Linked DNA regions of Homo sapiens: all the other regions are linked to region 2. A link is an interaction called in ENCODE POLR2A ChIA-PET data of the cell type or tissue named here. Cell type or tissue: Panc1. All regions are shown on one strand. Links, peaks and the distances in the headings refer to the core of each region. The heading gives the core; the rest is flanking DNA.

Region 1 (9,844 bases), core at 2,034-7,033, 470 kb after region 2:
CCCACCCCTCCTCCCTCCCTAGACAGCCACCAGCCTCCTCAGCCCTGGGTCCAGTCTTCATCACAGCCCAGCTTCTTTCCAATGCAAGCAAGACATTAATATCCTCATTGCTTCCCACCTGCAGCCCACGCCTCTTCTACTACACACCTCCCCATGGCTCAGTATGCCTTCTTTCCCCCTCAGCGCTGGGCCAGTGTCTGTTCTCTCCTCTTTCCCTCCACCCCTGCTAGACTAGAGGCCTTGAGCTGAGTAGGACTCCATCCTAGTCATCCTTGTCTTAGGAGGCCCTGCCCCAGGAAGTCACTGTATGGGGTGATAAAGGATGATTTACTTGTCCCCAGCACCTAGGTGTTCTCCCCGAGGGCTCATCCCCCTGTGACTTCCTGCATTCAGGGAGGCCTGAAGGACTGGGCTCTAGCCTCTCCCCATAGGCACCATGGGACAGTAGACAACATCCCCAAGTAGGACAAGTTCAAGCGAAAGTGAGAGGTTAGGAGCGCACCAAGCTCGTGTTGTCCACACAGGCACTTGGAGCTTTTGCCTGCTAGCTTCTTCCTGAGCCACCAGCCCAAGCCAGACTCTGATCCCAAGGGGTCAGGTGCTGCAGTGGCTGCCAAAGGATTTCACAGCACCTGGCCACTGGCTTCCCAGCCAGCCAAGCTGCTGCTTAAAGACTCTGGTCTCCTTTCCAGAACCCAGCCCTGCTGTGGGGGCAGCAGCCAGGTGCAGCCCTCCCAGGTGCTGGAGGCAGGGCATAGGGGCCTCATTGCTATGAGCAAGGCCAAGACCTTGCCTCTTTTCCTAGCCAACCTCCAAACCATCCAAAATCCACCCAGCTCAGGAACCCAGACAGGCCTAGGACCCAGAGCCCAGGATTGAACAAAGACAGCCGTGCTCGGCTCTGGAGTTCCCTTTTTGTCACATACTCCACAGCCAAACATCAGGTTTCTTTCTAGCCCAGACCAGAGGCTATCCAAGCACCAGCACCCCGTTTCCTCCCATTTCACCCTTCATCAAGTAATGGGGGTGCAAAGCTGCACTCTAGAAACGTCTCATCCCCAATCCTTTCTCCCCAGGGCCTACCTGGCTAAGCACGACACCCACCCCGTCTTCCCCAAGCAGGGGTGCTTCAATTTCCTCCTCTAGGGAAGGCTGCCAGGACCCACAAACCCTCAGGACCTGTGGGAGACCAGCAAGTAGCCACCTCCCCCAAGCCCTAGCCCCTAGATAACCCCACGCTGAGGGCAGGCTGGTCCTCAGAGCTTCCACGCAGTCCTTATCCCAGGCCCAAGTCAAGAGCATCGCAGTCACCAGGCCAGTGGACCTCACCCCATCCAGAGTGAGGGTGTCACCTGGAGAAGCAGCCCAAGGCCCAGCTCCTCCTGCCAGAGCACCAGGCCTGGTGGACAGAGCCTTCAGTCAGAACTTCATCCCCATTGGCCAGCAGTACGCGTGATGGTGGAACCTCACAGTTCTCCTGGAGACAGGGGTCACCTCCAGATGCAGCAGGTATGGCCATCCTCCCAAGTGAGTTCGTTCCTGCTAGTGGGCCTCAGCCTAAGAACCTAACTGGTTTCACCCAGACACAGACCACATCAGCCCTTCATCGGAGACCCGCTTTGGCCTAGAATTTAGACAGCTGAGGATGTATCTTGGGCAAGCAGCCCCTACATCCATCTGTCCAGCCAGGGTGCTTGCTGCATGAAGGTTTTTATAGGGCCCAGATCCTCCACCTCCTTCTAGATCAGGTGTTTCAAACCTTTGGCATGCATCAGAATACCCTGGAGGGCTTGTTAAACCAAGACTGCTGGGCCTCATCCCCAGAGTTTCTGAATCAGTAAGTATGGGCTAGACCTGGAGAATTTTCATTTCAAACATGCTCCCAGGTGGTTCCACTATTGCTAGTTTGCAGCCCACACATTGAGAACCACTGTTCTGGAGCCTCTGGAGGTGGAAAGGGCCAGTGCCGCCCCTTTAATGAAGGCATGGGCGGAGCTGGGCTCATGGGAATAGCTTTAGTACTTTAGGGTTGATTCCTTGGGATTGGCTAAGGAGAGTGGCCCGCATTGATTTTGAAGGGCTTTGGGGTCCCCTAGGACCTCAGCAAAACTCAGGGAGTCCTACTGTCTCTTGGGAATGGGAAGGCAGTGCTGGTTGTCTGATTCCTGGATTAGGGTCCAGGCAGGTGGGAGAAGGAAGGCAGAAGAGGTTGCGGGAGTGTGGAGCACATCCTGGAAATCCAGGAGCTGGGGTCTAGGCCCAGCTCTGCCACCAACACCTTTGGGGACACTGTCAGTTACTTGCCGTCCTTGAATCTTGTCTTGCCTCAGACAGAGTGCTGAGACTGGACCATATTTTTGATGAGTTCGGGCAACATTTATTATTGAGTGCTATTTGAGTGTCAAGCACTGTGCTTGGTGCTAAAAGGTAGAGGTAAAAGATGGAGCCCTTTGCTCTGGAAGAGTTTGCAGCCTGGTGGGGGCGTGACAGGGAAGCAGTGATCAGGATCCATGCAGGGTGGGGAGTGCACTGGTGAGAGCCCTGGGGAGGCTCTCCTGTGGTCCCCTGGGGTTCTTTCCAGCCCCAGACCTGGTGTGGGGCAAGGGGTCTCCCCAGCTCTGGAAAACACCCACACCAGCTTTCACAGGGACAGAGGGATATATATTTTTTTGACTTTTAAAAAACATGTTCATGGGTACATAGCAGGTATATATATGTATGTGGCCTATGAGATATTTCGATATGGGGTAATATTTAAATGAGATGCAAAATCAAGCTTTTAAAACTCTCTACTACCCCGGGGAGGCTCAATCTAAGGTAGACTGTGAGCCTGTGGGAGGTGGGTCTGTTTTCATCATTTATCTGTTTATCGGCTACCAAGTGTCACAGGTCAAGATGCTGATGCCCAGGCTCCAGCCCAAGGCAATAGAAGCAGAATCAAGGGGTTCTCTGTGCAGAACCCTTGGTTGGCTGGAGAACCATTGATCTAGATTGGGAGGAAAAAGTCTTCCAAAAGCCCGGAAGAGGCAGTGCAACTCCGGCAGGGGTCCAAGGAAGGTAAAGCACCCCACGCGACTGCTGGAGACGGGCGAGGAGTGAGAGGCAGGTGGGAAGGTGGCTTCAGCCAGTTTCCCCAAGGACCTTCCTTACAAAACTGAGGTGCTAGGCTGTTTTTCATGGTTAACAGGGAGCCATTGAAGGCCCCCAAGGAAGGATATGATATGTTCAAAGCTGAGTACCAGCCATGGCAGCCTCTGCTTCCTCCTGCCTCTTCCCTTACTCCTAGATTCTACTTCCACCATGTGACAAAAAGAAAAGCGCTTGGGCCTTGCAGCCCGTTCTGTTAGAAAATGCAGGTTTGGGGTGTATATTGGTGGACCAGCAAGAAAGGAAGGGGGCCCCAGAGTCCTGCCCCTTCAAAACCATTGACAATTTCTGTGTGGCCTTGGGCAAGTAGGTCAGCGTCTCTCAGCCCCGGCGGCCAAATTCCTGCCTGCCCAGGAATACACAATGTACAGAAGCACACTTTGAAAAGGTGAGAGCTGGACTCAGAAGCAAGGTCAACGTAAAAGGAAGAAGCTAAAGCACAAAATGTGATTTCAAAAAGTTTACTTGAGCCAAAGTGAGGACAGCTGCCTGGAAGACTCAGACCCAAGGAAGCTTGGTTATGAGCTCCAGTTCACCTTACAGGCAGGTTTTTAAAGGCAAAAAAATAAGAGAACAGGGAGCGGACTGATACAAAGTTATCAGGAATTCTCGTTAGTTTACAGAAATAACTTGATTAGCGACTGGCTATACATTAAGCTACAGAGTGTGGGACGTAGCGTCCAGTGAGGCATTTTTAGGTTAATTCATAGTTACCTGGGGCAACAGCAAGCAGTTTCAACAGATGAACAGGGGAAGTAGGGCATGGTTGCTGTCTCATTTTAGTGCCTCTCTGGGCCTAATAATTTGGTTTTTTTGAGACTGAGTCTCGCTCTGTGGCCCAGGCTGGAGTGCAGTGGCGCGATCTCAGCTCACTGCAACCTCTGCCTCCTGGGTTCAGGCAATTCTACTGTCTCAGCCTTCTGAGAAGCTGGGACTACAGGCGCACACCACCACGCCCAGCTAATTTTTGTATTTTTAGTAGAGACGGGGTTTCACCATATTGGTCAGGCTGGTCTCGAACACCTGACATCAAGTGATCCACCTGCTGCGTGAGCCGCTGCGCCCAGTGCTGTGCCTAATAATTTGAAAAGGCTCACATTCCTCAGGTAACTGTTGTTTTCTTTCCTTAGTATCCTTTGATAAGCCCAGCTGGACAGGCAGGGCTAAGGGACCAAGGAATCAAGTGACTGGAAGAACATTTGAAGAAGATCACTTCCTGTTAAGTCCCAAACCTGGGCAAAGCGTAAGGACAGGTAGGGTCAGCACATCTGTTTTTCATGATCCCAAGCTCAAATGTGAGAAGGAGGTAGCAGGGGTGATGTGAAATAGAAAACAGATGAAACATTGGAAAGAGCCAGATAATGATTTCAGGAGCGGCCCAGCCACAGGTGTGGAGAGGGGAGGCCAGACCCTCAGGGGCCCCTCCCAGATGAGGCCTATCTGGAAAGATGCAATTGCACACGTTTTAAGGGGAATCACCTGAGAACCGGAGTAGGGGGGTGTGGAGTAGAGGGTTATGAGGAGGAGTTTCTTCTTCTGAATTCAAGTCCCAATTTTGCTGTGTGACCTGGACACATACTGATACCTCTCTGGGCCTCATCAGTGCTAATTTACCAGTTCCCCCTAATTAGGTAAGAACTGGACCCTTGCTAGGGTCATGAAGACATTGCTCTGATCAAATTGGTGGTGCAAAGTGGTGAGATGAGCCTAAGATGGGTGATGAGAAATGAAGGAGTAATTTAAATAACAAGTGTCCTTCAAAGTGATTCCTGGCTCCCAGCCCCATCTCAGCCTCAGTCCCTGAGCCTCTGAACTGCCCCACTCCGCCCAGGTTCTCAGCCCAGGGCAGCCCATGCTGCTGGTCCCGTCCTACCCACCCACCTCTAGTTCCTGGCTTGGGACAAGTCCACCTTTTAAGCCCTAGCTTTAGGGACTGGCTTTACCTAGGTGAAATTATTGTCCCCAAGGATGGGCCCACTGGTAACTATGGAGCCAAGGAGTACAGGTAAGGCTGTCAGGCCCCAGACCCACACTCCAGCCTCCCATGCTCCACTTCCCTATGTCCACACCCTCAATTCTGCTGGGGGTCTAGAACCACAGCCTCAACTTGGCTGCTTTTCTTTTTTAAATTTAGTCACAACAACGATCTACAGTAGCATCAGATAGTGCAGGTCATGGTAATGTAGCAACTGCAATGCCCCTGTCCCCTAACCAAGATAGCAGGGAAACAGCGTGGTGATTAAGAAGTGTGTCTCCTATTTTCGTCACACACATGCTCAAGTGCTCAAGAGGAGCCAGGTGCTTCCACGATGGCCTCTGCCTGCACTCGCCCCATAGCCCAGCAAAAGAGGTGCACCTGAGGCTCTGGGCCACTGATCTGGAGTTGTAGAAGGGCAGAGCCAGGATCCCCATGCCGGGCTGTGCTTTTCCCCAGCAGTCCACAGCTTTGCCACCGGCAGGACTGAGCTCCTCTCTGGCCTCAAAGTCCCCCTAGATAATGCGTGTACTTTGTTCTGCTCAGCCTTCATCAGGGTGGTCAGGAGGAGCTCAGGAAGGGTGACCTGAGAACCTCACCAAGTTCCCTGTGGCTTATCCCAGCTCTGCAGACAGCAGCGGGAAAGTTTCACTCCACAGCTCCCTCTCCCCTGCAGCTATGGGAGCAAGTACCACTCCAGATTTGATGAAAGCCACATGCCAGGAAACCTTTAAAACCCACTTTGGTGCCAGGCACAGTGGCTCACACCTGCAGTCCGAGCACTTTGGGAGGCCAAGGACGATGGATCACCTGAGGTCAGGAGTTTGAGACCAGCCTGGCCAACATGGTGAAACCCCATCTCTACTAAAAATACAAAAATTAGCCGGGTGTGGCGGCACATGCCTGTAATCCCAGCTACTTGGGAAGCTGAGGCAGGAGAATCACTTGAACCCGGGAGGCTGAAATTGCAGTGAGCTGGGATTGTGCCACTGCATTCCAGCCTGGACGACAGAGCCAGACTCTGTCTCAAAATAATAATACCCCCTTTGGAGCAGGGGAGTGTAGTGTGGGATTGAGATGTGGAGTTTCATACACTTAAATTTGAGTTATGGCTTCCACATTCGTTGTCTATGTGACCTTGGGCAAGTTGCTTAACCTCTCTGAGCCTTAGTGAGCTGGTTTAGTTTAGTTTAGTTTTTTTTTTTTTTCACTTTTTTGTTTTCTCTCTTATGCAAGGATAATGCTACCTCACAGGGATGTTGTGAGGCTTCAACATGATAGTGAAATAACAAGCTCAACAGGTGGCAGTCCGACCACTGACATTAGTGTTGGCAGCATCAATTTGCCATAGACAAAGTCTAGCCATGGAAAGCTTGGCTTAGACCCTACCCAGATGGCCTCACTACCAAAGACCAAAGAGGCTCTGAACCCAGGTGGTCCACTGATGAGACGCTATTAAAGAGTGACCCCGTGGGCTGTGTCCTACAGACTCTAGTGAAGCCTGTGCTTGTGGCCCTGCCCTTTAGGGGCACCCCTAAGCCTTTCCTTCCACCATCCCAAACTGCCCAGCCTGTGACACCTGCTGAAAGCCAAGCCCCTAGACGTCAGCCTCTGTCTGGAACTAGGAATAATAACAATACATTCCCACACTAGCCCTAAAGCTGGGAAGAGCTCATGAGCCGTCTAGTCCAGCACTCCTATTTTACAGAGGAGGAAACAAGACACAGAAGGAAGCCACACAACTCCCACAGCTGAGGCTTCCTGACTCCCAGCCCAAAGCTCCTTCCATCACTCTCTGCTGCTAGGATTGTTCTTTTCCTGGAAAAGGAGAAAACAACCAGTTTGAAGGCTTAGCCTGGGGCCTGGGGCCTGGGGCCTGAATGGCCCACTGGTAGATTTGCTTTGCCAGTAAATCAATATTTTAAATTTTCAACCCATGTTTAAAAATCAAGAGAGTTTTTCATAAACATCCACACTCTCAGTTCTCCTTGACAGGTAAGTAAATGTGGCAACACTAGACCCATGAACCCACGTGGTATTGTTGTCTGCTGTTATCCAATAGTACCTATTTTATATAGGAGCTACATCTCCACTTCTCCACAGTCCCCACCGCTCCCTACAGCCTCACAGTTACCTGCCTGTCTCCTACAGCAAGTCCACTGAGAGCAGAGTCTGCGTTTCTGTGTCCCCACTCTGCTTCTATCCAGCCCCCAAAATGTCTGGCCCAGGTGCTGCCCAGATGGTGAAAATCACCATGCCTAGCCATCAGTCCTGACAGTGGGGGCTTGCAAAGTGCTGCCACAGCTTTCCAAGCCAGCATGAAGTCGGGGGAGGGAGGTTAGCTGTCCCGTTACAGATGAGGAAACTGTTAGCAAGTGAGGTGGTGGGATTAGAACTAAGTAAACTGGCAGCTACCCACTGGGTGGGCTTTGGGGCACCCCCTGCCTTCTAGTTTGACTATTAGAACAAAGAGGCAGGAAAAAAATGGGCCCTTCTTGGGGGACCATGCGACCTGGCCTCTCCCCACGGCTTGGAGGAGGCAGTTCTGTGAGATGGGACACAGCTGGCCACCCCACCTGACACTCTCCCCCTGGGCCAGCCTCGCTCTTCTCCTGAGCCACTGGGGGTCCTTCTGGGGAAGGAACGGTGAGCAGGCTTGGAGCCAGGACCCAGCCCTGCATACATTAGGAGTAACATGATTGTGCAGAGAGCTTGATTATTGTCTGTGCATTATTGATAGTGTACCCTGCAGGCAATAAATTATCGACAGGACAGAGAGAGTGGCAAGGCTCTGGCCTGGGCGGAGGTGGGCTGGGGCCAGATCCTGCACTGTGCCTGTGAGGGTAGCTATGGTGGGCTTGGGCAGGTGGGCCTGAGGTGCGGGGAGGAGTCTGCATGTGCTCACCCCTGGGAAGGAGGGTATATGAGAGTGTTTCTCTCTTGCTGCTCGCTCTTTCCTCGACTTGCCCTTTCCTGGGTGCCAACATCTCTTCCCCACTCTTCTCCTCTCCCTCTCTGGCTCATCTTCCTTCTTTCTCCTTCTCCGCTTCCTTCCTGACCTGGAAGACTTCTGGTGGGTGGGCTGACATCCAAAGAAGCCTCAAGGACAACCCCGAGTGCCCGGACATCCAGGCACTGGGGGTACCTTTCTCCAAGAGAGGAGAAAGCTCAAGGGCAAACATTTTGGGCGGATAATGGGTGGCGCCAAGAATCCTGTTATAGCTAGGCTGTTTGAGAACACTGGCCAGGTGCAGTGGCTCACGCCTGTAATCCCAACACTTAGGGAGGCCGAGGCGGACGGATCACTTGAGGTCAGGATTTTGAGACCAGCCTGGCTAACCTGGTGAAACCCCGTCTCTAGTAAAAATTAGCCGGGGATGGTGGCAGGTGTTTGTAATCTCAGCTACTCTGGAGGTTGAGGCAGTGAAATCCTTGAACCTGGGAGGTGGAGTTTGCAGTGAACCGAGATTGCACCACTGTACTCCAGCCTGGGTGACAGAGTGACTCTGTATCAAACAAAACAAAAAAAGTTTGAGAAAACTGCCAGCCATCAGGTGGAGGTAGAGAGGGAGTTCATTATCATAATCATGGCTAACACACTTGAGCCAAGAACTTCAGACATTTCACTTACAGCACAGCAATGCCAGGAGAGAGATGCTATTACTATTTTCAGAAGTACAGGAGGTTAAGGCACTCGTCCAAGGTCACACAGCTAGTTAGTGGCAAAACTGGGATTCGAGCCAGTATTCAGGCCCTGAGCCTGTGTTCTTAACCATCACATTGGATATATGAGTGGCTGGCCCTGAATGGGGAGATTACGAGGGGATTTTATTTGCTTTTTGTGCTTATCTCTATTTTCCAAATTTTCTGCAATGAATATGCATTGCTTTTGTAATCAGAAAAAACACACATAACAAATTATATTTTTAATAGCATTTCTCCTCCTCCCAAGTCCCTAGATGCTTCTAACCTATCCCCTCTCCAATTCCTTGGCAACCCCAGGGCCATCCTCCCAGCAGAGGGGAGGAGGAGAAAGAAGGCCGCTGACCCGATATTTACTCCCTTCCTATGGAGTGGGGGGAGTGGGAGGGATGTCATCATGGTGCGGTCTGCTCTCTTCACCTAGACCAAGTCCAGAGTGGTAGCTGTGGGCATTGACTGTGGGACTCCCCACTGGCCTCTCTGCCAGGCCTGGCAGCTTCTCCTTTGGTTCCTCAGGGACTGGGGGTCAGTCCAAGCCACCCCACAAGCTCAGCTCTATCTGCCTACAGCAGCTGGGCTGGTAGTTGGGCCAGGGCCAGGCTGGTACCACAGAAGGGACTGTCATAAGCCATTCCTAGCACTCCCTCTGCCTCCTGGAAGGCCTCCCTCTCTTGGTACCAGGTTTCCCTGGATTAGTTCATCTTCCCAGACTGGGACCACACAAGGATGCTGCTTTATTTCATCCTCATGCTCCAGGTAAGAGATTTCCTATGCCTGCCCACTCCTGGTTCTCTCCTGGAAAGATTAGGGTGAGGAGGGTAGGAGGGTGCCAGCACCGATGACAGGGGATAGAGTCTCAAGGGGAAAGCTGGGGTCTACCACCACTCTGCACACTGCCTGCCACCTCCCCAGCAGTGGGCAGAAGGCATTTCCTCCTCCACATTCTCATTATTCAGGCCTCCAGCCCCCGGGGATTTACAACAAAGCTGGTGGCAGGGGCACCAAGTGTGGCCAAGAGAT
Region 2 (9,844 bases), core at 2,458-7,457:
CTGACTCCTATCCCCATCCATGGCTGGAGACAAAAGGAGTTTCCCCTCTGGTTCCCAGGCAAAATCTCCCGAAGCAGGACTCTGATTGGCCTAACCTGGGTCACGTGCCACTCTTTGGGATGATCACTACACGTTAGAGAGGGAGAGCATCAGTGCTCCAAGGCTGGAGAGCAGTTAGACACAGCCATGGCCGCTGGAGAAATTGTTCTGAGCTGGCCAGTCACCCCAGTTTGTGTCTGCTACAGTTTAGCCCCTTAGAGCCTCTGCTTTTTCATGATAGTGTCTGCTCTTGGGTTTGTGAAGATTTAGTATCCAGGGTATCTAGCACATGCCTGGCACATAGTGGGTACTCAAGTAATGTTTTCTGTCATTAGTATTGTTACATTGTTTGTTTTTGCGTGTATAAGTTGTTCCTCGCCTGAGTTTGGGAAAGTGAGTTCCCTGAGGGGAGGGGCTTTTTCTTTTTAGGAACCCCAACAGCACACACAGCACAGGGTCTGAGACCTGAGAGGTGATTGGTAAACGTGGAGGCGAATGGTATCCACGAGAGAAGCGGGTGGCCGGCACCCATTGAGATGGCAGCAGGAGAGAGCAGCAGAGTTCTGTCTGCAGTGTCAATATCAATAAAAGAGCAGGAGCAGAGATCAGCTCCAATGACAGGAGCCCAGGGAGCGGGTGGGGGGCTAGAAAGTCTGTCCCTGGCCGCCCCTGTGTGTGGACACTTCTTCCATCCCAGGAGCCTAGCATGTGGTTTTGGACACAAAGGGCAAAGGCTACCACATGGAGTTGTTTGAGAAAGAGAGAGGGAGGGGAGGGAGAGGACGCCTATGAATCTGAACACACCCACCATGCTGGAACACTTGACCGCCCACCCAGACTCTGCAAATCACAGGCCCAGCCTGAGGCCGTAGCTGGGGACCGATCCCATTAGTAGGAGGCCACGCTGAGAGCCAGGTTTGGCCCCTGGAGCCAGCAGGTGGGGGACAAGAGGAAGGGCAGGAAAGGGGAAAGGGGTAGGGGAGACCTCAGGATGCCCAAGAGTGGTAGGAACCTGGGTCCCACGGCCCAAAACTGGGGCTGAAGACCCCAGGACTGTAAGCCAAGCCCTATTGCAGCCCCAGAATCCTTCACTTTGTTAAAAGATAATTTTCAGGAAAAGGTAAACTCATGACTCTCATAGAGAAATAAAAATGAACATATGTTAAAGATTTGACTCCACATTAATGAGGGAACCAGGCAGATGTTATAACTCGTTCAAAAGAGAACCCAAGGACAGAAACATTATAGATTAGGAATTTTATAATGAATGTGCAAAAGGAGACAAAATTGATGTTGTGTAGGGTGGGAGGGAAGGCTGTTTAGCCTCTGCCAGAGAAGATGGAACCTGCCTGCGTGCAGACAGGAATTTTGCGTTGCTCTTAGTGACCCATGGTGCTCTCTGCTGTAAGGGCACTTTCTCTGCATCCGATTCCGATAAGGGGGAAAGACACGCGGTGGCAGTGCCTGTCTTCCATTGAAGCACAAGTTTTTATTCTCTGGTTTGAGGCCTGACCAGGTGTGAGGAGTCTGATGACTTGTCCTCCTTAAAAATCTCTGCCCTCATTCCCGGAACTAGCGGAGTGGCAGCATCTCCCAGGCTACAGCCCTGGATTGGACTGGGTTACAGCCCTACACAGCAGTGTGGTGGGATTCTGTCTCTTCTGCAACTCTGTTCTGCCACCTGCTCCTCACTTCCAGGATTCTGGCTGGGGTTAGGAGAGTGAGAGTGCCCAGGGCAGTGGCGGGGGTGAGTTTTCTGAGGGGGACCACAAAGTTGTCTTGGGTGATCTGCTCCATTCTTTCTCTCATCTTTCAGAGAAACTCTTTCAGAGGTACCCTGGGGGACCTCCATGAATTCTGTTGCTTGGCTTCTTAACTCTTGGTTGGACTGAGGTGTCGGCAGGTTCTGGAGGGTGGATCAGGCTTGCTGGAGCCCTGCTCCCCAGCTGGCTTCACTGCCAGCCTTGGCTAACATCCATTCATTTGTTCAGAGCTGGGTGCTGTGCTACCTCTGTGGGCCCTCTGTGGGATGAGGTATTGGGTGGGGTGGGGTGGGGGTCAGGGTTCTTGTGGTTGCAGGTGACAGATCCAGCTCACACTAGCTGAAGCCAAAGAGGGGTGTATTGGCAGGGAGCTGCTGACATGCCCACAGAGCCAGTGGGGCAGGAGCCCCAGGGGCCACAGGATGAGGGCTTCAGGCCCATTAGGGCACCGTCCCCTACTCTGCTGGCCTGTGCTTGTCAGTGGAACCCAGCAGCAGATGGGCTTTCTCCCATGATGGGAAACAGGAACAACCCAGGTCCTCACACTTAGGACCCAAATGCCAAAGGTCTCTTTCTTGCCCTCCTAGGGAAGACTGGCTAGGGTGGGACATGAGGCTATCCCTGTATTAATTGCTGTGACTAGAAGGTTGGTTTGGGTCTGCTGGGTCACAGCTTGCCGCTGTGTATGGGGGTGAGTTGGAGCAGGACCTGTGCCCAGAAGGCAAGCAGCAAAGCATGCGGACAGGAAGAATGGCTTCCACAGTGGGGGACACAAAAGGAAGAGAAAACACAGTCCCTGCCCTCTGAGCTTATACTGCTGTGTGTCTGCAGACCACTGCACAAGATATAATTGCAAGCTGGGTGCCGTGACTCACACCTATAATCCTAGCACTTTGGGAGTCCAAGACAGGAGGATTGCTTGAGGCCAGGAGTTCAAGACAAGCCTGGGCATAGCAAGTCCCCATTTCTACAAAAAAATTTAAAAAATTAGCCAAGCAAGGTGGTGCACACCTGTAGTCCCAGCTACTCAGGAGGTTGAGGTGGGAGGATCGCTGGAGCCCAGGAGTTCAAGGCTGCAGTGAGCTATGATTGTGCCGCTGCACTCCACCCTGGCCAACAGAATAAGACCCTGTCTCTAGAATTAAAAAAAAAGAATATCATTGTAGAAATTATTAGTATTGTTTTTGAGCAACCACTGGGAGCCAGACTCTTTGTAGACTCGACCTCATTTATTTAAGTCTCCCCATAACCCTGTGAGAGGTCTGAGTAGCCTCAATGTCCTTACATAGAAACTGGCGTGCAGAGACAGGCTGTAACTTGCTAGTCTGCCCTCTGGTAGGCCGTGGGGCTGGGATCTGAGCACCACTGTGTCCACTCCAGAGCTCACCCTCTTCCCCAGGCCTGGTGCCAGCTGGTGCTGTCCGTGGCTGGTGACCCAGCTGTTATGGTAGAAAAACTTTTCTCCACCCTCTTATGTTCAGTACTGGAGGGCTTGTGAGTTAAACTGAAAGAGATGGACTGGCAGGAGAAAAGAGTTGATTTGCCAGTTCCTTGTATATAGGGGTGCTCCATGATGAGTACCTCAAAGGGGTGGTGAAAACTGGGGGTTTGGCCAGGTACAGTGGCTCACGCATGTAATCCAGTACTTTGGGAGGCTGAGGCAGGTGTATCACCTAAGGTCAGGAGTTTGAGACCAGCCTGACCAATATGGCGAAACCCCGTCTTTACTAAAAATACAAAAATTAGCTGGGTGTGGTGGTGCGCCTGTAGTTCCAGCTGCTCGGGAGGCTGAGGCAGGAGAATTGCTTGAACCTGGGAGGCGGAGGTTGCAGTGAGCCGAGATCGGGCCATTGCACTCCAGCCTGGGCCACAGAGGGAGACTGCAGTCTCAAAAAAAAAAAAAAAAAAAAAAAAAAGAAACAAAACCTGGGGGCTTATATTCTTAGCTTAATAGGGAGAGAAAGGGGAAGGGAGAAAGGTTTCTTTAGGAAAGACAAGTGGGTTTTTAGGAGAACTAACGGGAGATGAAGTTTGTGATAATGCTTACTTAAGCAGGGTCAAGTGGTATTTCTGTCTTTATGACCGTGAAATTCCCTTAAGGGGATTTCTGACAACCTCTTTTCCCAGATGCTGCTGCTTTTAAGGAAAGCTGAGAAGGCTTCTTTCTGCATCTGTTGGCTTTCAGATGTCTTCAGCTTACACTGATCTGTATCCTAATGCTGGGGTTCCAAATGGGCCCTCACACAGGCTGGGAACAGGACCCCAGGAGAGGGAGTGCTTGTATGCATGTATGTCCTGGAGGGGCCATGACCTGTGCCAGCTCCTACAGTCTCTGCTTGGTGAGGGGCTCCACATGCATGGTTTCTGGGCACTGTGTGCCCTCAGCGAGGCCCCTTCCAGACCCACTGAGTGGCCTGGTCTGAGCCCCTGATAAGGGCTCTAAGAGGGTCAGCTCAAATGATGGGGGTGAGGGTGGAGGGGATACTCTTTGGGGCTATGGGAAAAACAATGAAACCCACTGCTGAGGTGGAGAGCTGAAGGCAGCGAAGTTTGGAAGGTAGTGGGGAGAGTAGATGGGAGCTTGTTCCCCAAGCAGAATTTGGGAGCTTCCCTTGGAAACCAGAAGAGGTCTTTTGATGGGCTATAAGTGAGATGTTTCTTTCTATTGGGCAAAGTGTACTTTTGAAACTTGGCATTCCAGGGCTGGCCTGGCCTGAAACGTGATGCATTCAGAAGGGGGTAGGAAGCCCTCCAATCTGGAGTTATAAGAGACCACGTGGATGGTGGCAGGAGTGGGTGGGAAGTTCTCTCTGAGCCCTTGATGTTCATGATGTGGAGGCCAGCTGCCCACTTATCCTTCTCTGGTGTTCCCCTGACGTCCCTAGGACTTTACTGTTGGAGGAAGGCAGGCTCAGTAACCCATTCTAACCTTCTTGGCCAAATTAACACATTCTGACTTTTGACCCTTGACCTCTGACTCATGCATGACTCAAAGCTGTGGCCGGGGAACATTGTCAGTTTCCACTGAAGACTGGGCCCCGAGGGCCTGCCTTGGTGACTGCTGTTTGGATAGTCTTGGTCCTACCTTCCTTCTCCCCACAATCTGCCAGAAAGTGGGTGAGGAGAGAGGAGAGTAATGATCTTCCCAGAGGTTCTGGAAGGCCGCTAGAGGCTAGGTCTTCTGCTCACTGCTGGGTTGCCCTGTGAATGTGGGAACAGAAAGGGCCTGCGATGGGTGAGGGGCACAGCTGAGGCAGAGCTTCCCCTGAGGGAAGCCCAGTTCCTCTTGGGGAGAGAGGCTCACAGCATTGAGATGGACTGCGGCTTAAAGGAGCCATGACCTTGCAGACCTGCTGCTGCCATCGCGGGTACATGGGCGGTGTGGGGTTCTGGCTTCCCCCGAACAGGTGCAGAGGACGGACAGTCAAACTTCCCAGCAAGGGAAGGAGAGCAGATGGGGACCGACAGTCTGCCTCCCTGGGGACCAGCAGCTCATCCTGTCCATTGTGTGGAAGCTTTTATTTGGCTGGGATGCTTGACGCTCGAATTGCCTTAGGGGATTTCCATGGGGCCAGTAATAACAGCTTGCCTTTGCATTCCCCTTGGAACACCTGTCTGCTGTGACCATTTCTGATCCTGATTTCCGGGGCCAGGTCTGGGCTGGCGGGACCAGAGGGAGGAGATCTGGTTCCTGGGATGGATGGTCCCATTGTGCTCTCAACCCAGGGAGGAGGGGGCAGAAGCCATTAGTGAAGCACCCAAAGTTATCTGACAAGGCCCTGGGCACTGCTGTCAGGGGCAGCTGGAGGGACAGTCTGGGTGGCCCTGCCTCCTATATGTCTTTTGCATTGACCTGGGGAGGTGCTATGGATATTCCTGCAGCTTCAGATGATGCGACCGGGCTCCCCGCTCAGCCTTGTCGCACACGCTGCTGGGCGCTGTCTTTTTCTGTGCCTGTTTGCACATCTATACTGGGTCATCTTCCTTAAGACTTCTTCAAATCTCAGGACTAGAGAACCATTTGAGCACTTTGAAGCATAAAGGGGTAGTTGTTTTCAGCATTTAGTGAGTACGTGTTGTGTGCCTTGTATCACAGACAGACTCCCATCGTGGAAGTTTTGGTCTGGCTGCAAAAACAAGCCTTAGTCCTATGGAATAATCAGGGAACCACTGAGAATGGTACCAGTACCAAGGAGCTTAGAGGGGGTGCTGTCCCTGTGGGGTTGTGGAGAGAGGAGGGCTGTCTACAGGGGCTCATTGCTGAGCCTGCCCTGGGGGAGAGGGCAATTTGGAGAGGGGAGGGCATGTGGGCCAGGGCGGCAGACAGCACAGCAAGGTTGTGGGGGTAGGGTTGAGGAAGGAGACCCAAGTGTGTGGCAACAGGTGACAGAAGCCTGCAGAGACCTCCCTGGCATCTAGGTGTGGCGGGATGGCTGGCAAGGCAGCAGTATGGACTGTGGCGTAAAGAAGAGGCATGAGAACAGCTCCCCGTGGTGGCATCCAAGGTGGATCTGCAGGTTCCCAGGGTCCTCTCCTGGCCCAGGGGTGATGGACCAGTTCTCTGGGGCGAGGACCTCTTTGGACATGGGGATATTGGGGAACCTCCTAGGGCCTGGAACTGGAGCACAGGGAGGGTGAGAAGAGAGACAGAGAGGCCCTTTCATCATTTCCTTCCAGCCAGGTTGCAGCCAGAAGCTTCCAGTCTGTTTCCTCTAGAAACCCTCTTGGCAGCCAGCCTGTCTGGATGATAGGTGCCTGGTCCACCTCCACTCCCCACCCTGCCCCACCTGGCTGACAATACATAGATGTTGGGGTGGTTGCCGGGACAACACTGGCTAGCACCTCTGCCAATTGTAGGGTCCTACCAGCTCTGACCTGCCTCAGAGCCCCTTTCTGAGCCTGGGGCCTGCTCAGATGGCCTGTATAGAAGAGCTTGGTGCCTGTTTTAGACCTGGGAGGTTTTGGCGCAGTTGGCTGTCAGATCAGGGCCTTGGTGGCCTCAGCCTGGAAGGGTGGCATTTTGTTTGTTTGCCCTTGACATGCATTACACATCCATCATAAAGCCTGGTTTGGAACACCACAAAAACTGCTTTCCTGCTGACGGAGAGTGTGGCTTTGCCAGACATTCTCCTTTTGGGTAGATGAAACTCTAAGGAGCTCATCCTCCTTGACACGAAGCAGACAATCCTCTTCTTTCCTCTCTTTTTGGTCTTTTTCTCTTCTTTTATGTCTCTTCCCCAAAACTGCTTTTGTGAAAAGTAAAAAAACTCATTCACTGTAAAGCAGTAGTTCTTTTTAAAGTTTATTTTATTTATTATATTTATTTTATTTAAAAGTTATTTTATTTTTTTGAGACGGAGTTTCACTGTTGCCCAGGCTGGAGTGCAGTGGTGCGATCTCGGCTCACTGCAACCTCCGTCTCGCAGGTTCAAGTGATTCTCCTGCCTCAGACTCCTGAGTAGCTGGGGTTACAGGCGTGCCACCACACCCAGGTAATTTTTGTATTTTTAGTAGTGATGGGGATTCGCTGTGTTGGCCAGGCTTGTCTCGAACACCTGACCTCAAGTGACCTGCCCGCCTCAGCCTCCCAAAGTGCTGGGATTACAGGTGTGAGCCAGGGTGCCCAGCCTTTTTTTTTTTTTAAAGACAGTGTCTTGCTTTGTCACCCAGGCAGGAGCGCAGTGGTGCAATCATGGCTCACTGCAGCCTCAACCTTCTGGGCTCAAGGGATCCTCCTGACTCAGTCTCCTAAGCACCACAGGTGAGTACCACCATGCTTGCCTAATTTTCTTCTTCTTCTTCTTTTTTTTTTAATTTTTAGTAGAGACAGGGTCTTACTATATTACCCAAGCTGGTCTTGAACTCCTGGCCTCAAGCAATCCTCCTGCCTTGGCCCCCCAGAGTGCTGGGATTACAGGTATGAGCCATGGCACCCACCCAAGCAGTAGTTCTTAACCAGGGACATTTGGTAATGTCTGGAGATATTTTTGGTTATCACAGCTAGAGGGGATGGGGTGCTACCGGCATCTAGTTGGTAGAGGCCAGGGATTCCACTAAACATCTTAGAATGCACAGAACAGCTCCCCCAACTGAGATCATCCACATCAAATTGTCCACTGAGACCCCCTGACCTATGGTATTAGTTCCAATTGCCACACACAGGAATTTTCAAAGCAAACCCACTGGGCAGAGAATGATGTGCTGGGAATCTTGGTGTGAGAGATATGTGGTAGTGAGCACCCTCCTGCAAAGAGAGTTTTATGGTTCACACAACACTTTTGCTTTCGTGGACAGCATCTCACTCCACAAATACACACACACACACACACACACACACACACACACACACACACACACTTTTTAGAGGTAGGGTCTTGCTTTGTCACCCAGGCTGGAGTGCAGTGGTGCGATCATGGCTCACTGTAGCCTCGACCTCCTGGGCTCAAGTGATCCTCCTGCCTCAGCCTCCCAAGTAGCTGGGACTATAGGCATGGCTGACTGTGCCCAGCTAATTTTTATTTTTTTTTTTAAAAAATAGACAAGGTCTCACTACGTTGCTCAGACTGGTCTTGAATTCCTGAGCTCAAACAATCCTCCTGCCTCAGCCTCCCAAAGTGCTGGTATTATAGGCATGAGCCATTGTGCCTGGCTGAAATAAGTTTTAAACTAACAGATGCCATTGATCAAGCACATGCTATGGGCCAGGCCTGGTTTCAAAGCCTTGACATCTGTTTTTCCCCTCCACTCTCCTGCCTCTGCAAGCTATGTTTCCTCCACACCCACAGATGAGCAGGGTCGAGCTCCAAGAGGTAAGACCATGCAGTGGTGAGACGTGGCAGAGCTCGACCTTCACAGGCCTCCACACTGCCTCTGTTTACACACAAGCTGCCAGCCTGGGACATCGAGGCTGCTGCGTTTCACAAATAGGTTGTGGGGGATAAATGCTGAGCATTGTGGGCTTGTGAGAGGGACTCTTTTGGGCTGGGTGGGTCCATCCCTGTGCACCCTGGTGCCACTCTGCACATGCAGCCTGGGCATGAGGTGGGCTGAGCAGCTGGATCCCTGGAGCACCACCCAGACCAGCCTGTAGGCTCCAGGAGCTCCAGAGACAGTCACCCTTTAAGAGGTGTGCTGATTAAAAGGCAGCTAAAAGTGCTCACTTGGAACCCACACCAGCCCTTTAAAATATAGGGCATGATCATGAGCTTGGCAGAGAGGGAAGATGGAGCAGCTGAGCCTGCAGCAGCTGAGAAAGAAGTCGGGAGACTCAGCACTTTCCTTCCACTCCCCTGAGAGCAGCCTCATCCTCCAAGACCTTAAACACCTCACTAGTGACCTCGGAGGCAGGGCCTACCAATGTGGTATGTGGCATAAAATCATGGGGTATCTGACCATCATGGAGCCTTAGATTTGATGAAATATGGCACACATGTGAACTTGTCTGTGTGTGCACACCTGAGCATGGCATCTTGGTGAGGTCTTAGTGTCCCAACCCAGGGTAAACCAGACCCAGCTCTGGCTACTGCGAGGGTCAGCCCCAGAGGGCTGGGGAAGGCAGAGAGCTCAGACCACAGGTAGTAGTATATTGCTGTTAAACATCCACATACATGCACATGTGTACACACATACAACACAGGTACCCACACACATGCACATGCGTGCACACATATAATACGGGTACCCACACACAAGCATATACCTGTGCATGTTTAGTCATCGGCATGTGTAACACAGGTGTGTTTGTGTAGATACACGCACCCATGTGTACCATACCAAATTAGATGTGTGCACACAGACCAGTTCACATATGTACCATATTTCATCAAATCTAAGACCACACTGATGGTCAGATACCCCATTATTTTATGTCCTTAAGAACGAAAAAGTGTTACCAATGAAACTCTGTTCATCACTTAGCATTTTTACTGTAGACTTATTAGAAGAGAGCTTTTTCTCTTTTTTCTTTTTTTTTTTTTTTTTTTTTTTGAGATGGACTCTTGCTCTGTCACCCAGGCTGGAGTGCAGTGGTGTGATCTCAGCTC
Region 3 (9,844 bases), core at 1,647-6,646, 52 kb after region 2:
TTAGAAATCTCTGGGGCCTACACCACAAATCTTCTCCTTTAAAAAATTATGCAAGAAATATATGCTCATTATTGAAAAATTTTACAACCTGAGGAAAAAAAATCTATAATTCTACTTAGCAATAACCACTGTTAATAATTTAGTTATCCATTCCAGATGTGTGCATGTGCAAGATTGTTTGTGTCTGTACACACACACATGCACGCTGGGTGAGTATTATTAATACTATACACATACACGTCATCTGGGATCTTCTCCCCCTCCTACTCCACCTACAGCAATACAATAAGAACACGTTTCCATCCTGAGCTACGTTGAACTACGTATTTTTTTTTTTTTGACAGAGTTTCGTTCTTGTTGCCCAGGCTGGAGTGCAATGGTGCGATCTCGGCTCACTGCAACCTCTGCCTCCCAGGTTCAAGTGATTCTCCTGCCTCAGCCTCCCGAGTAGCTGGGATTACAGGCATGCACCGCCACTCCTGGCTAATTTTGGATTTTTAGTAAAGATGGGGTTTCTCCATGTTGGTTAGGCTGGTCTTGAACTCCCAACCTCAGGTGATCTGCCTGCCTCAGCCTCCCAAAGTGCTGGGATTATAGGCATGAGCCACCGTGCCCAGCCACGTCTTCATTTTTAATGACTGCACAGTACCCCACGGTATGGCTAGATGACCATTTATTTAACCAAATCCCCCAGTACCATAAACTTCCTGTACAGCCTGTGGAACCATGAGCCAACTAAACCTCTTTTATTTATGAATTACCCAGTCTCAGGTAGTTCTTTGTAGCAATGTGAGAATGGACTAATACAGAAAATTGGTACCAGAGAAATGAGGCATTGCTATAAAGATAACTGAAAATGTGGAAGCGACTTTGGAAGTAGGTAACAGGAAGAGGCTGGAACAGATTGAAGGGATCAGAAGAAGACTGGAAGAGGTGAGAATGTTTGGAACTTCCTAGAGATTTGTTGAATGTTGTGAACAAAATGCTGATAGTGATATGGACAGTGAATTCCAGGCTGAGGAGGTCTCAGTTGGAGATGAGAAATTTATTGAGAACTGTAGTAAAAGTCACTCTTGCTATGCTTTAGCAAAGAGACAGGGAGTATTGTGCCCCTGCTCTAGAAATCTGTGGAACTTTGAATTTGAGAGAGATGATTTAGGGTATCTGGTGGAGGAAATTTCTAAGCAGCAGTGTTCCAGAGGTGTCCTAGCTACTTCTAACAGCATGTACTCATATGCGTTCACCAATACATGGTCTGAAATTGGAACTTACATTTAAAAGGAAAGCAGAGCATAGCAGTTTAAAACATTTGTAGCCTGACCATGTGGCAGAAAGACCCATTTTCTTGGGAAAAATTCAAGCCAGCTGTAGAAATTTGCATAAGTAGAGGAGCCAAATGTTAATAGCCAAGACAATGGTGAAGATGTGTCGAGGGAGTTTCAGAGGTCTTCATGGCAGCCCCTCCCATCACAGGCCTGGAGGCCTAGGAGGGAAAATGGTTTCATGGGCTAGGCCAAGGGCCCCACTGTCTTGCTCAGCCTCAGGACATGGCACCCTGAGTCCCAGTCGCTCCAGCTCCAGCCATGACTAAGGTCCCCAAATACGTCTCAGGCTGCTGCTCCAGTGGGTGCAAGCCATAAGAAGCCTTGGTGGCTTTCATGTGGTATTGGCCCTGCAGGTGCACGGAGGGCAAGAGTTGAGGCTTGGGAGTCTCTGCCTAGATTTAAGAGGATGTATGGAAATGCCTGGATGTCCAGGCAGAAGTCTGCTGCAGGGGCAGAGCCCTCATGGATAACCTCTACTAGGGCAGTGCAGAAGGGAAATGTGGGGTTGGAGTCCCCACACAGAGTCCTTACTGGGGCACTGCCTAGTGGAGCTGTGAGAAGAGTGCGCCGTCCTCCAGACCCCAGAATGGTAGATCCACTAACAGCTTGCACCACGCTCCTGGAAAAGCTGCAGGCACTCAATGCCGGCCTGTGAAAGCAGCCAAGTGTGCTGTAACTGGCAGAGCCACAGTGGTGGACCTGCCCAATGCCTTAGAAGCCCACTTCTTGTCTCAGTGTAGCCTAAATGTGAGACATGGAGTCAAAGGAGATTATTTTGGAGCTCTAAGATTTAATGACTGCCCTTCTGGGCTTCAGACTTGCATGGGGGCCTGTAGCCTCTTTGTTTTGACCAATTTCTCCCATTTGGAATGGAAGCATTTACCCACTGCCTGTACTTCCATTGTATCTTGGAAGTAACTAACTTGCTTTTGATTTTACAGGCTCATAGGTGGAAGGGACTTGCTTAGTCTCAGGTGAGACTTTGGACTTTTGAGTTAATGCTGGAATAAGTTAAGGCTTTGAGGGACTGTTGGGAAGACATGACTGTGTTTTGAAATGTGAAAAGGACATGAGATTTGGGAGGGGCCAGGGGTGGAATGATATGGTTTGGATTTGTGTCCCCACCCAAATCTCATGTTGAATTGTATTCCTCAATGTTGGAGGAGGGACCTGGTGGGAAGTGATTGGATCATGAAGGCAGATTTCCCCCTTGCTATTCTCATGATAGTGAGTTCTCATGATCCAGTTGTTTGAAACTGTGTAGCATCTCCCCTTTCACTCTCTTTCCTGCCATGCTGTGAAGACATGCTTGCTTCCCCTTCACCCTTCTGCCATGATTGTAAGTTTCCTAAGCCATGCCTTCTGTATAGCCTCTGGAACCATGAGTCAATGAAACCTCTTTTCTTTATAAATTACCCAGTCTCGGGTAGTTCTTTATAGCAGTGTGAGAATGGATTAATACATACATTTATTTAAGCAAAAAGAGAAAGGTAAATTTAAATAAACATTAAGGAAGCGTATAGGTGGTAGATACTTCTAACAAGGCTGGGTGTAGTGGCTCACACCTGTAATCCTAGCGCTTTGGGAGGTGGAGGTGGGCAGATCACTTGAGCCCAGAAGTTCAAGACCAGCCTGGGCAACACAGGGAGACCCTGTCTCTACACAAAAATGCAAAAATTAGCCAGGCATGGTGGCATGTGCCTGTAGTCCCAGCTACTGAGGAGGCTGAGGTGGGAGAATTGCTTGAGTCCAGGAGTTTGAGACTGCAGTGAGCTGCACTCCAACCTGGGCCACAGAGTGGAACATGTCTCAAAAAAGAAAGAAAGAGAGAAAGAAAGAAAGAGAGAAAGAAAGAAAGAAAGAAAGAAAGAAAGAAAGAAAGAAAGAAAGAAAGAAAGAGAGAGAAAGAAAAAACCAGGTATACCAAAATTCATGATGGGGTGTGGGAATGGCTCAAGTTTAGAAACCAAGGGCTCTTGTCAGTCACTCAGAGCCAGGACCTGTAGTTTGGTGAATCTGGATTTCAATTCTGAAACCTCTGCTTACCAGCTATATGACCTTAGATTATTGTGGATCCTTTTCATCACATGTGACACAAAAATCAACTGCTTTTGTGCATTCATTCTCATAGCAGCATTATTCACAATAGACAAAAAGTGGAAACAACCCAAGTGTCCATTGATGGATGAATGGATAAACGTTAGGTGGTATATTCATACAAGAGACTGTCATTTGGCTAAAAAAGGAAGGAAATTGGCTGGGCATGGTGGCTCACGCCTGTAACCCCAGCACTTTGGGAGGCTGAGGTGGGCAGATCACCTGAGGTTAGGAGTTCAAGATCAGCCTGACTAACATGGTGAAACCCTGTCTCTACTAAAAATACAAAATTAGCCCGGCATGGTGGCGCATGCCTGTAATACCAGCTACTCGGGAGGCTCAGGCAGGAGAATTGCTTGAACCTGGGAGACAGAGGTGGCAGTGAGCCAAGATCACGCATTGCACTCCAGCCTGGGCAACAACAGTGAAACTCTGTCAAAAAAAAAAAAAAAAAAAAAAAAAAAGGAGGGAAATTCTAACATATACTGCAGGATGGCTGAATAGTGAGGACATTATGCTAAGTGAAATCAGCCAGTCACAGAAGGACAAATACTGTATGATTCTACTTAAGTGAGGTACCTAGAGCAGTCAATACCATAGAGACAGAGCATAAAATGGTGTTGCCAGGAACTGGGAGAGGAGAGAATGGGGAGTTATTGTTTAATGGGCATAGAGTGTTAGCTTTGCAAGATGAAAAGAATTCTGTGGACAGATGGGAGTGATGGTGGCACAGCGATGTGAATCTACTTAATGCCACTGAACTGTGTATTTTAAAATGGTTAAGGTGGTAAATTTTATGTAGAAAAATATACATAAAAATCAACTATTGGATGGGCAAGGAATTTTATTGCCTCACACATGGAGAAGGGTGGGGAAGAATCAGGAGCCTCAGGTGTGACTGTATCCAGGGCTTTGTCCCCATGGAACAATGATGGAATTCTCTGATACTCCAACCTTCCTTCCCCCGAAAAAACATTTCCAAGGACAGAATGTGATTGGCCCAGCTTGGGTTACATGCTTATCCTACCCCTAACCAGTCCTGTTGATACAGGAGGTAGAAATTATTTAGGCAGATAGTGAGGGTAAAAGAGTCCCCAGCAGAGCTTCCCTTTTAACAAAAAACAGCCCAATAATTATTTTTTTCTAACAAAGAGTAGCCTGAAAAATCGAGCTGCAAGCACAGATAAACAAGCTGGAAGCTTGTAACGGGGAATGATGGCAGCTGTGCCAATAGAAAAGGGCTACCTGGGAGCCAGGCATGTCCAACATGGAGGCTCCATCTTCCCTTTTTTTTGTTATCATGTGTACAGTAAAGGAATGGGCAACCTGGCGCAGGCCAGGCAGAGGCCTGCATAATAAAAGATTAGGGTGAGGGTGGCCAGAAATTCTCACCCTGTGCAAATGGCACACCTAGTCCTAACCAGTTTTTCGTGCCCTATGCAAAGGCACACCTGCTCCAACCAATCTTTCCCACTCTATGTAAGTCAGACACCGCCTCCTCAACCTCATCTATAAAACCACCTGCATTTCACCATGGAACCAGCAACCCATTTCTCTGGGACGACTGTCTGCAGCAGAGAGCTCTTCTCTTTCTTTCACCTATTAAAACTTCCACTCTTAACCTCACTCTTTGTGTGTCTGTGTCCTTGATTTCCTTGGCTGTGAGACAATAAACCTTAGGTATCACCCTAGACAATGAGGCTGCTTCACTATGTGAAGGGATGGGGGGCTTTGGTTGGACAGTGCTAGGTTTCACATTCCTGGATAGCCAAGAACAAGGGCTACCTCCATGGCTAAGGAGACTGAGTCCCAGGAAGGACCTAGAGCCTTCAGAGAAAAGATGAAAGGGAAAATCTGTCTCCATGCTTCAGGGAGAGAAGCAGGGGAAAGGGAGAAGAGAACTTCCAGGGCCTGGAGACAGAGAAAATTTAGGAGTGACCAGGAAGTGGCCATGGCATCCTGACCCCCATGAGAAATCACTCGGATACCCAAGAGGACAGGGAGCACCTTGGGGAGCAGGGCCTAGAGACTCTCCTGAACATGGCCGCATCATTCTTACATGCGCTGCTGCTGGGGAGACAACCCCAGTGGAAGAGGGGCGAGGGCCTTTAAAAACAAGGTGGCTTAATGTTGAACGTGAAGCTGTTTACTTAACAGCAAATCCCTATCCATCACTAATCTTGATTGAAGCCTGCTGTACAGAAAAGTTTTGTGTGAATGGAGTGTTTGGGAAAATCCAGAGGGACTGAATCTATCTGAATGAATGTAAGGTAGGGTAGTGTTGCAAGCATAGAATGGAGCCGCAATCCATGGAACTAAGTCCACTTACTTCATTAACTAAGCCAGTAAAATAGCAGCTCAGAGCCACAGGGGACAATGACCTTGTAAATCCTCAATGCCTCCTCCCATCCCAATTTTCCAGGGAATTTGCAGAAATGTCATGGAAGACATTGGACTTCCCAGAGAGTCTTCTCTAGATCTTATGATTTCAGAAATGTAACCACAGCTTTTGGCTAGGGTGGGTAAGGCAGTATAATACAGTTTTGTTTTGTTTTGTTTTGTTTTGAATTCTGAGACGGAGTCTCGCTCTGTTGCCCAAGCTAGAGTGCACTGGCATGATCTTGGCTCACTGCAACCTCTACCCCTCAGGTTGAAGTGATTCTCCTGCCTCAGCCTCCTGAGTAGCTGGGATTGCAAGCATCCACTACCATGCCTGGCTAATTTTTGTATTTTTAGTAGAGATGGTGTTTCGCCATGTTGGTCAGGCTTGTGTTGAACTCCTGATCTCAGGTGATCCGCCCACCTCAGCCTCCCAAAGTCCTGGGATTACAGGCGTGAGCCACCGCGCCCGGCCAGAATGCAGGTTTTAGGAGCAGGGATTCTGGAGCCAGACACCCAGGCTCTGCCACTTGTTAACTGTAGGACTTTGGACAAGTTGTTTCACCTGCATGTGTGTAGATATGTACTGCATATAAAGCACATAGAACAATTCACACTGTGCTCATCACCAGCTTTTACCTAAGTCGCTGCCTCTGTGCCCAGCACACACAAAAATAGAAACTCAATAATTGGCAACAGTGATCCTTCTAAGGAGGCCTACACGTTCCCCGACCTCTGCTCTACCCTACCCAGAGTCCTGTGTGTCTCAGCTCCAGGAGGGGCAGAGTCCTTTCTCAGGATGCCCCAACTGCCATCTGCCCTTCAGTTCTCTAGAACATAAAAGGACCAGGGAAGCCCCACGTGGAGGTAGCACTTGGGCTTTCCCATGGGAGTGGGGAGTAGGGATGGTTCCGTGCAGCCCATCTCTCTCTTGGCATCAGTGACCCCAACCAAGCACAGGCCTCCCACTGCTAGGAAAGCAGAACTGTCCTCTCTCAGGGAAGACGGTTTTATTTAGTAAGAGTTTTCACGGTAGGGAATCAGGTACTGCTGTGAAGGTGGTGGAGACAGAAACACCCCTGAACCCTTGGGGCTGCTCTTGAGCAAGGCAGGTGCAAGTGTTAGGGCCCCTCAGCTCTCTGCCCTCGGCTTCGATGTCTTCTTCTCTGTGTTCTGGCTTGAATGCATCTGGAGGACTTGAGCTTCTCCAATGTACTCTAGTGGGAGGAGAGACAGCAGGCAGGAGAGGACCGGGAAGGTGGGGCCCCCACCTGGGAGCTGCAGGTGGATGTGTGAGTGCTGAGGGGAAGGTCTGAGTCAAGCCCAGCTCCTGCTCTCAGCTCTGCTGGTGACCGAGGAGGGAATCCAACCTGAGAGGAATGGAGCGAATGGAATCCAACCTCTCTTCTTTCAACATCCAAGTAACAAATATCAATGAGATGCCTACTCTGTGCCTCTCTGCCAGGCACTCTGGACCTTTGATGGTCTAATCAGGGAGAATAATATACATTGAGGATGTGTTTCCTTTTCTCTCCCCTCCAGCCTGCTGCCACCCCTGCCCCCCACTCTAGTCTAAGGCACCAGGATGACTGCAGCAGCCTCTCCTTGGTCTCCCTCACCCATTCTTGTCCCCCATAGTCCGTGCTGCACACAGTAGCCAGAGGGGGCATGCACACCCTGCTCATAACCCTCTTCTACACCCATGCACACACCTGGCCTTTACCGCAGGCCAGCTCCTCCCACCTGTCTCATGCCTCCCTTACCACTGTCCCCCACCCAGAAGGCCCCAGCCACCATGGTCTGCTTGTTTTTCCACCAGCACACCAAGAGGTGGGAGCTTTGCTGGTTGGCTCTTCCTAGACTTGGGTAGAGCTGTATCTTTCCTGCCGTTCAGCTCTAGGAGCCCTCTCCCCACCTGCCAGTCCTTCTCACTACTGACCACAGAGCCTTGTTATTCTCCTTACAGTATCTGTCTCCACTCCTCCCCAGGTGTTTTAATTTGTTGTCTGTATTCCTCCTTGCTGGGATGTAAGTTCCGTGACAGCAGGAACTTGTCTGAATTCTTCCTCACTGATCCCCAGAGTTCAGCACATTGTGGGTGCTCGATAAATATTTGTTAAAGAATGAATATGAATAAGTGAATGAATAGATGAAATGAGCAGCATCCTTGGGCAGGGACTCATCTCCAAGTTGACTGGAATCCCCTGAGAAATCCAGCCAGAGTGGGCCTTGGTGAGTCCCCCAAATGACCCACTACTTGGAATCTTACCTGGTTTTTCGCTTTTTGTAAAAGGTGATATCTTCGTTTTCTTCGGGGATTGACTGTGACCAAATACAAAGAAGGGGCTGGGAAGGTCATGCTGGAAACCTGACCCCACGGGTGGCAGGGGAGACAGGGAGGTGGGGAAGGTGGTGCAGGTGCAGTCAGCTGTCTGCTCCAGGGAGAGGCAAGAGTCACCCCTCCTGGAGGGCCAGAAAACATCTGTCCATGACTAGCACCCAGGTGGCCTTCCTGTATCACCCCAGGCCAGACCCAGACAACTGTGGCCCTGCCGTCTGCAGTTAGTTCCACTGGGAAGCAAGGCCCTCCTGTCTCTGGAGAAACAGGGCATGGACTCTGCATCAGCCCTCCCCCTAGCCCTGACTCACTCGCTCCACTGGTTTCCTTGTGGACTTCCCTTTGAGTGGGCAAGACAAGAACCCTGCGTCTTGAATGAATTCAAAGTATGAAAGATGCTCTTCCGTCTTGCATTGGGCTTTACATCTCCCCATGCCTTTTTATGTGCCCGATGTTATTTTCCCTCCCTACGACTCTGGGAGGGGGCTTTTGAGAGATAGTTGAAGCTGATGATCGCAGCTGGGAGGTGGTTTGCCCAAGGTCACAGTGAAGCCTGTCTTCCTCGCTAGGCCGTTCCTCCTCTGCTCTCTCAGAGTGGAAGGGAACACCAAGTCCAAGGCCTTGCAAGAACCCATGACTTCAAGAAACCTCAGTCCACCCCTACCCCTGCTTCTTCTCACCAAGCCCACCCATGCTCCAGACACCTCAAACTTGTCATTCCCCAGTTGTATACCTTCCTGACTTCCATGCCTTCACCCAGGCTGGTCCCACTTCCCGGGATGACCTTTTCCCAAGCTTTCATTTGCTCAGTCAAATCCTACCACTCCTATCAGTGTTTCCCAAACTCTGTTGGAAACACTCAGGTGACTGTTAAAAATACAGGCCCCCCCGGCTTCACCCCGGCCTGCTATGTTAGAATCTTTAGGGGTCTGCATTTTTAACAAGCTCCCGGGGAGAATCTGAGTGCTGCTGGCTTTGGGAGTCAGTCGGGTCCAAGACTGAATCCCAGCCCTTCTGCCGACCAGTCAGGTTACTTTGGGTAGGCCATTCTATTGTTCCTGAGCCTCAGTTTTCCCATCTGTAAAATGGAGCTAATACTGCCTCAGTGGGTTGTTGGATGGACTAGAAAAACGTGGAACACCCAGCGGTGTCAGGCAAACTTATCGCTGCTCAGTGGCCTTGCTGACTCTCAGGCTCCACTCACCTGCCTTGTGAGGCCTCCCCCAGTTCGTAATTAATCTTTCTCTTCCAGCCATCAGGGCACTTAGTACTGGTATAAAACCACTGCCTTGTGTTAGCATTTTCTCTCTACTCATGTCTTCCCATAGACCAAAGAGCTTCTGAAGAGTTAGGTGTGGCTAATCCAGCCTTATCTGGTTAAAATTGACTCCGGTGGCCCCCTTGGGGTGTCCCCAGCCCTGGCAGTTTGGGGGCTGGTCTGGCTGTGTTGGCCTTGAAGTGGCTTGGGTAGCACTAGAAGGTCCCTGGGGGAGGGGCTGGGCCTCTGCCTCCAGGACAGACTTAGTCAGCCCAGACCCTGGTCAGCGCCAGGCTCCCTTCTCCAGGTCCCACTGGCCTCACCTGGGAGGACAGAAGGCTGCAGAAGGGCAGGGCGGGGTGCGGGGCCCACCTGCAGGGTGGCTCTTGCTTCTCTTGAGGAGGTTCATGCACTTCTGGAAGCTGGCTTAGGAGCTTTTCTGTAGGG

The links. Peaks named below come from ENCODE experiments on the same cell type or tissue, not always from the same donor. Only the 100,000 strongest peaks of a DNase experiment are listed, where the experiment ranks them.
Region 1: POLR2A ChIA-PET joins it to region 2 with 9 read pairs; 2 of 35 experiments call an interaction of 5 or more read pairs at or near these places.
Region 3: POLR2A ChIA-PET joins it to region 2 with 7 read pairs; 2 of 35 experiments call an interaction of 5 or more read pairs at or near these places.

The regions. Positions count from the first base shown.
Region 1 is chr10:71,178,985-71,188,828 of GRCh38, forward strand. No RefSeq gene overlaps it. Among named protein-coding and RNA genes, the nearest start is that of UNC5B, 29 kb to the right of the region's middle. In Panc1, for the core only: no CTCF peak of the experiment used is centred there; no DNase peak of the experiment used is centred there; H3K27me3 peaks cover 746 bases.
Region 2 is chr10:70,711,255-70,721,098 of GRCh38, forward strand. The region is part of intron 4 of ADAMTS14 (ADAM metallopeptidase with thrombospondin type 1 motif 14); the gene reads left to right. Among named protein-coding and RNA genes, the nearest start is that of ADAMTS14, 44 kb to the left of the region's middle. In Panc1, for the core only: no CTCF peak of the experiment used is centred there; a DNase peak (open chromatin) is centred at 4,777.
Region 3 is chr10:70,764,444-70,774,287 of GRCh38, forward strand. TBATA (thymus, brain and testes associated) reads right to left here. Exons shown (of 11, transcript NM_001318241.2): 9 at 9,770-9,844; 10 at 8,071-8,123; 11 at 6,795-7,018. The coding sequence ends at 6,933. Among named protein-coding and RNA genes, the nearest start is that of TBATA, 16 kb to the right of the region's middle. In Panc1, for the core only: no CTCF peak of the experiment used is centred there; no DNase peak of the experiment used is centred there; H3K27me3 peaks cover 224 bases.